Regions from separate parts of the Homo sapiens genome. Here region 2 is linked to region 1. Evidence: chromatin contacts called from ENCODE Hi-C or POLR2A ChIA-PET data. All regions are on one chromosome and are shown on one strand. Each heading gives the region's core, a stretch centred on a gene start or an enhancer-like site at or near the end of the contact. The rest is flanking DNA. Distances are from core to core; before and after follow the strand shown. Region 1 has its middle 27 kb from the start of HLF. Region 2 overlaps HLF (HLF transcription factor, PAR bZIP family member).

Evidence for each region. A loop is a pair of places that touch in the nucleus more often than their neighbours do. ChIA-PET counts read pairs that join two places held with the same protein, here RNA polymerase II (POLR2A). Pooled maps may share reads with other maps.
Region 2: a map of gastrocnemius medialis shows a loop between it and region 1 (4-fold over the local background). The contact joins two enhancer-like sites. A Hi-C loop is called at or near these places in 41 of 168 maps with a recorded cell type or tissue (CD4-positive, alpha-beta memory T cell, Caco-2, Calu3 and 26 more), 1 of 37 single-sample maps with no recorded cell type and 34 of 50 pooled maps. POLR2A ChIA-PET finds 5 or more read pairs at or near these places in 5 of 52 experiments (CD4-positive, alpha-beta memory T cell, Caco-2, HepG2 and 2 more).

What each region holds. Positions count from the first base shown.
Region 1 is chr17:55,236,975-55,239,910 of GRCh38, forward strand. No RefSeq gene overlaps it. Among named protein-coding and RNA genes, the nearest start is that of HLF, 27 kb to the right of the region's middle. RefSeq lists a silencer at 1,229-1,698. Within about 2 kb of position 1,482, at least 27 of the 41 ENCODE cell types and tissues checked have a DNase peak (open chromatin) inside an H3K27ac peak, as active enhancers do; they include ascending aorta, dorsolateral prefrontal cortex, gastrocnemius medialis and 8 more, where a contact is called at or near this core.
Region 2 is chr17:55,284,010-55,286,945 of GRCh38, forward strand. All of the region lies in intron 2 of HLF (HLF transcription factor, PAR bZIP family member), which reads left to right. Among named protein-coding and RNA genes, the nearest start is that of HLF, 21 kb to the left of the region's middle. RefSeq lists an enhancer at 93-2,529. Within about 2 kb of position 1,687, at least 24 of the 41 ENCODE cell types and tissues checked have a DNase peak (open chromatin) inside an H3K27ac peak, as active enhancers do; they include ascending aorta, dorsolateral prefrontal cortex, gastrocnemius medialis and 8 more, where a contact is called at or near this core.

The DNA.
Region 1 (2,936 bases), core at 232-2,731:
CACCATGTTGCCCAGGCTGGTCTCGAACTCCTGAGCTCAGGCAGTCTGCCCGCCTCAGGCTCCCTAAGTGCTAGGATTACAGGCGTGAGCAACCGCTCCCGGCCTCCCAAAGCTTTAGATGAAGCTGACACTATGGAAACCTTGGCAGAAGATTAGAAAGAAACAAGTTCCTGATGGCATTGTTTAGCAGGCAAATCGATGTATCCCTGAAATCCAACATCCAATCTGAAGTTAAATGAGCTTTACCGTTCAAGCCACTTAGAGTTGGACTTTTAGTTAACTTGCAACCGAATATAACCGGCACATATGTACTAACCACAGTGATAATAATATCTGCACTACAAACTCACAATCGGGAGAGTAAAAGCTAATCACATATGTGAAACTGCTGTGTCAGCTTTATTATGCAAGTATTTGTTGCTGAGAGCCTCTTGGTTAAGATACTTTCCCTCAAGAGACAGAACTTGAAAAGAATCTTAAAGATGTGGAGGGCTTCGGTTGTTCATATCGGGATTTTAAAAAACGTCTCAACTGTGTATCAGAAAGCTTAAGACATTAAGATTCAAGCTGAACAGAACAGGAAATGCGGCAGATACTGTACATGACAAACTTTCTAGGAGGAAATGATTTACATAAAAGCTGGTGCCCAGCACAGGGTAAGTGCTAAATAACTGTTTTTAAATGTTATTTGGAAAAAAAAAAAAAAAGATTAATCATCCATGGTACAAAATTTAAAAGTTACATAAGTATGGAGTCTCGCGTCTTCCCTGACCCCCACCCCCAGTCATCCAATATATTTTTCCAGAACTAGTCTGATCATAACATATATACATATATAATTTTTTTCCTCACAAATGTCAGCATCCCAGACACTGTTCTGCATCATTTTTTTTTACAAATCACATAATGTATCTTGAAGGTCTTTCCATATCAGTGTCTAGAGAGCAGAGTCTATTTGTTTTTAAGAGCTGCAGACAACTTCAAGTGTGGCCCAACCATAATTTACGTTTCTATGAATTTAACCGGTGTTATCGTTGGACATTTTGACTGTTTCTGGCCGTTTGTGATGTCCAACAATGATGTAATGATTATCCTTGCAGGGACTTCACTTCGCAGGAGCAGAAGCCCATTTGCAGGATAAATTCTGAGTTGCGGAACTAGTGATTTACAGGGCAGAGGTGCAGTCTTTGTCTTAATTTCTGAATTCACGAATGTTGAATGTGATGAATTCGTGGGAAGCCCCGCAGGGAGCCTAAGCAGCTCTCCAGAGGCTGTGGTTGTCACGGATGATGATTGCGGGACCCGCAGACTGAGTCTCCAAGCGCTCCGCCCCGCCGCGCCCCTCTCCGCGGGTCCCACCGCGGACCCGCCCCTGCGCGCCCCGGGCCAGGAGCCCCTAGCTGCAGGACCAGGCACGTGCGATTCCACGTGAGCCTCCCGGCCGGAGCGCAGATGGGAAGTGCGCATGCGCCTACCGCCTGGAAAGTAGGTCAGACTCCTCCTCTCACGTGACCTGCTCCCCTTAGCTACCCTCGGCGCCTCCCCGCCGGGGCGCAGCCGGGATGCGCTCGGCAGCCAACGTGACGGGGCTGGGCGCGGGCGGCTCCGCGAGCGCCCAGCGCCCGCGAGGATTTGCCGGTTCTCCTCACACCCGAGCGCTCCGCTCAGAAGTCGGGCGGGCAAAAGGGAGCGCCTCGGGAAGTATCTGGGAGCCGGGCTGGAAATGAATGGGGCCCGGAAGCGAGCTCAAATCGCTGACACCTGGCACCGGGCTGCGTCCACTTTCATGCTTCCTAAGGCAGTTCTGCCTGCAAGAAGGGAACGCGCATCGCCTTTCAGTAGATCACACCGATCGTTTGCACGTTTGCATTCTCAATTTCTGCACTATATAGGGCAACTCAGACATGAAAACAATCTTTGTAAGAAGAAGTGGAATGCTAATGGTTCCTGGAGTTTTGCAGGAATATTCCACCGGCCCCATTTCTAATCTCCCACTCACTCCCTCCCCAAAGACACTCCTACTAGAAAGCTTATCGGTAGATTTCTCACCTTCCACAAGAGACTTCAGGGGCGCTGCTGCTGCTGCTGCTGCTGCTGCTGCTGCTGGAGGCTGGAGGGGGTTGGGAGCAGGGAACGAAGGCAGGTCTGAATTAGCTGAAGCTAAATTCTATATATCAGAAATAATTTTATTTATTGCCCCATTGCTTTCTGATTTTTAACTTGTTGCACAAATGACAGACTCTGCCTCAGTGAGTTGCAATCCAGTGGAGGGCACTAACAGGCAAAATCATGGGTTACAATGCAGTGGGCTATACATGTTTTAATAGAGGTGTGCCCAGGTGTTATATAAGCACAGTGGTGGGTACCCTGAGTCTTGAAGACTAAGTGGGAGTTAGCTGGCAGAGAAATAAGGCAGAGGGGGTGGAAAGTGTTCCAAACAAAGGGAATAACTAATAGTTACATAATATTTTCCTCTAAGAAGTTTTTACTATAATTGTCTTAGTCATGCATATGGTTAGAATATGTATTGTTTACATTTATATTATTCTAAGACAGTCTTGAATGAACATTGTTGTGCATGAGGCTTCCCCCCTCCACTTTTAATAACCCCTAGGAGTGGGATTGCTATATAAAAGACACAAATATTTTGTAACTTTTGATAAAGTATTGCCAAATTATTTTCAAAAATATGTTGTACTCATTTGTACCAATATTTAGCCTTCAGTCAGTAAATTGCCCGTTATTTCAAATCAATGAAGCCTTATGACATTAACACTTGATTCATTAGAATATGCCAGAAATCATAATACACATGCATTTCTGCTTTATATGACCCATGACAAAAGTCTAATTGAATTCAAGTTTAAAAATGGGAAAATATCGGATCAGTACATTTCATTCTTACAGGGAACACCTAACATGGACAAGGTGGGAGG
Region 2 (2,936 bases), core at 437-2,936, 47 kb after region 1:
AGCTGTGGAACGTGCTTTGCGTTTTTGTGCTGTTGATCTGCTTTCCTGGTAAGGTTTGAACTCTTCAGATTTTTCTTTCTATAAAGAACGGTTGAGGGGGAGTGTAGTGCTTTTTGCAGCTCCCCCAGTATGTTTCTAACATAGCCAGCCAAATGTCTCTGAGCCCTTCCAGCCTCCTAACTTTAAATCCATGAACTGCACCAGGGAAATAATCAACCAGTTGCAATTTGTTGAGCACTTACTGTGTGCTCCCTGGGATCCAGGTAACTGTGTGACAAGGACTTGATCCAAGAGTGTGTTGGGCAATAGGGTGAAGTGGGCTCCAGGTTAAACATTGGCTATAGGGATTTACAAAAGAGTTCACTGAGAGTGGGCCTGACTTCCTCTGCTACTGCTGTTTCCTGTTGTTTCCAGTAACTGCACTTGAGCTCTGCATACGGTTAACTTTCAATTATCCTGAGGCTGATTAACTGGTTTGCAGATTAACCAAGGTGAAGGCTCACCTGGGCCTGGGAGTCGCTCATCAACTCAGCTGCTCCATAATTAGCTGGTGATGGCTGATTGCCTGCCCCATGGTTGGGAAGCCTGGGCACTGGGCGACTGCAGGGGAGGGGGACCAAGGGATGACTTCTTCCAGGACCTTCTACTCTCTCCAACCAGAGGTGCCCTCTAGCCCTGTAAACTTCTGCATTCTCCAGCACAGTTCCTGAGAGGTTCAGAAGTTACCTGGGTCCTGGTGCTCTGCTCCTGCTACCTTTCAGCTCCTGCCCCCAACACCCTGTTCAAATTGGGAACAAGTTGACCACAGGGCACAGTGAATTTGAAAGTCCGGAGATTAAGTCATATGTTGAAAGAGGGCCCAGTGAGCAGGGGCCACTAATCCCCTTTCTTCCTCAACCTAGGAACCTCCTCCCTTCCCAAGATATAGATATATATAGATTGAGACCCTGAGCAATGGATCTCTTTTGAGGCCAGTGGAGACCAAGACCACTGAAGCAAGGAGTCAGGGACTGCCCACAACAGCAAAGCTCCCCAGAGTCCAGGCCACCCCATGGTGATTGTTTGGGTTCCCTGTGATTGCCTCCCATGGCTGCCCTCGTTCATAGAGAGTTGACTGCATTTGCCTGGGTCCCTGTGGGGTGAGAGTATGGAAGTATGTGTATTAGTCACACCTTACACCAGACCAGAAGATATACAGTTTAACCTAGGAGTCAAGCTCCTGCTATATTTGGAATGGTCTCAGTTTTGAGACGTGGTACCTTGGATCCCAGGTATATCCAAAGTCTTGAGAGTGTCCATTGAGGACTTTGGTCTGTAGCCACCAAGAAAGAGTAAACATTTGTGCAGGATCATGTTTGATGGGATTCCATGGATTGTTTTCATTTCTTAAGCAGCATTCCCCTGAGCCTTTGACATGTCTTTCCATCTCTGGCTGTGTTCTCACTTGCATTTGCCAGGCCTGCAATGCCTCTGCCTTGATACAACACAGTGTGCCAGCAGCTGCAGTCCCTTTTCAGCCAGGGCCATGGGTTTCCTTGGGTCCTTCTCTCTGGCTCACGTTTTCCAGGGCTGTTGGTGTGTACAGTCTAGAGATCACATTTTATTAACACAAAGAAATCTGCTTGGGCTGCCTGGCTCTTGCAGTCACGTGGAGAGAAATGTGTTCCTTTGGTCCTTCAGCCTGCAGCACTCTGTGCAAAATACAGCAGAGAGCTGGGCACTGGGCCAAGCTTACATTTCACTTCGGAACACACTTTCGCATCACTCCTTGGCAGAACATCCACGGTGGTGTCTATTTGGGGAGTAAGTTAGAGAAGTGTTGTTTGCCTCTTATGAGTGTCGAGAGATAGGACCTTTAGAAAATGTTTTACTTTTGCGCCTGTCTTCATCTTCTTCGCGGTGCCCAGGTACTGAGGTGATCCAGCTAAATGTGGCAGTGATGCCTGAGAGAAGCCCCTTCCTTCCTCGGGCCACCCTTTTCTCTTGCAAAATCAGTAAACAGAGCCAGGACTGCCTGGGACAGGGAAACTTAGGCCAAGGTAATAACATCAAAACCAAAGTCCTGGAACTCTTGAGTAAGCTAGTTACCCTCCCAGATAAAACAACTTTGTTGTCCAAATCTTCTTTCCAAAGATCTAAGACCTTTCTAATGTTGGTCCAAGGCCAGCCATGGAAGGAAGGAACTTCAGCAAGCCGCCTGGAATGGCAAACACTGTTAAAATAAACAAATGGACCTTTGCCATTTGGTTTTCCCTGACTTGTCTATTTTTATTTCTTTTCTCCCCCCACCCTTGTACTTTACCTCTCGATAGTACCCCCCTTTCTCCACCCCTACTCCCATTCTCATCTCACTTTTCTCAGGGGCCAAGCTGGCTGTTTTGCCTTCAGTAAAACAAATATCTAATTTCAAAAAGAGGAATTAGGAGAAAGAGGTGGTATAATTCATTTCTTGGGGTAATCTCGCTTCCCTCAGCTCCTCTATTGTCTGTTCTTGTAGGTGGCCACCTGAAGCTTGACTTGCTTTTGAAAATAAAGTTGGTTTTGGAATTTTAAACCTTCCTTAGGAAAGACTTGAATGGTTAGAAAACAAAGATTTATTGGAATAATAATGACGTTTCTTTTCTCAATGAAATAGACCCCTCTCATAACAAACGGTTGAAAATAAACTCTTTTTCCCCATCACACCAAGCCATAAATTCCATAAGGATTTCCCAGCGCCAAGCCTTATTCAGAGTCTTATATTTACTGCTTTGGAATGTTACTTTTGCCATCAGTATCATCCAGCCAAGCAACAACCAATCAAGACTTACAGAAACTTTTCCAGCTAGATGCATGTGCCAGGCTGCTTCTTCCTTCCATGATGGAAGGCCTCCCTTGTCATAGAGGATGCCCAAAATCTCAGGGACTGGGATACAGCCTCCTGCCAGTCTGTGGGT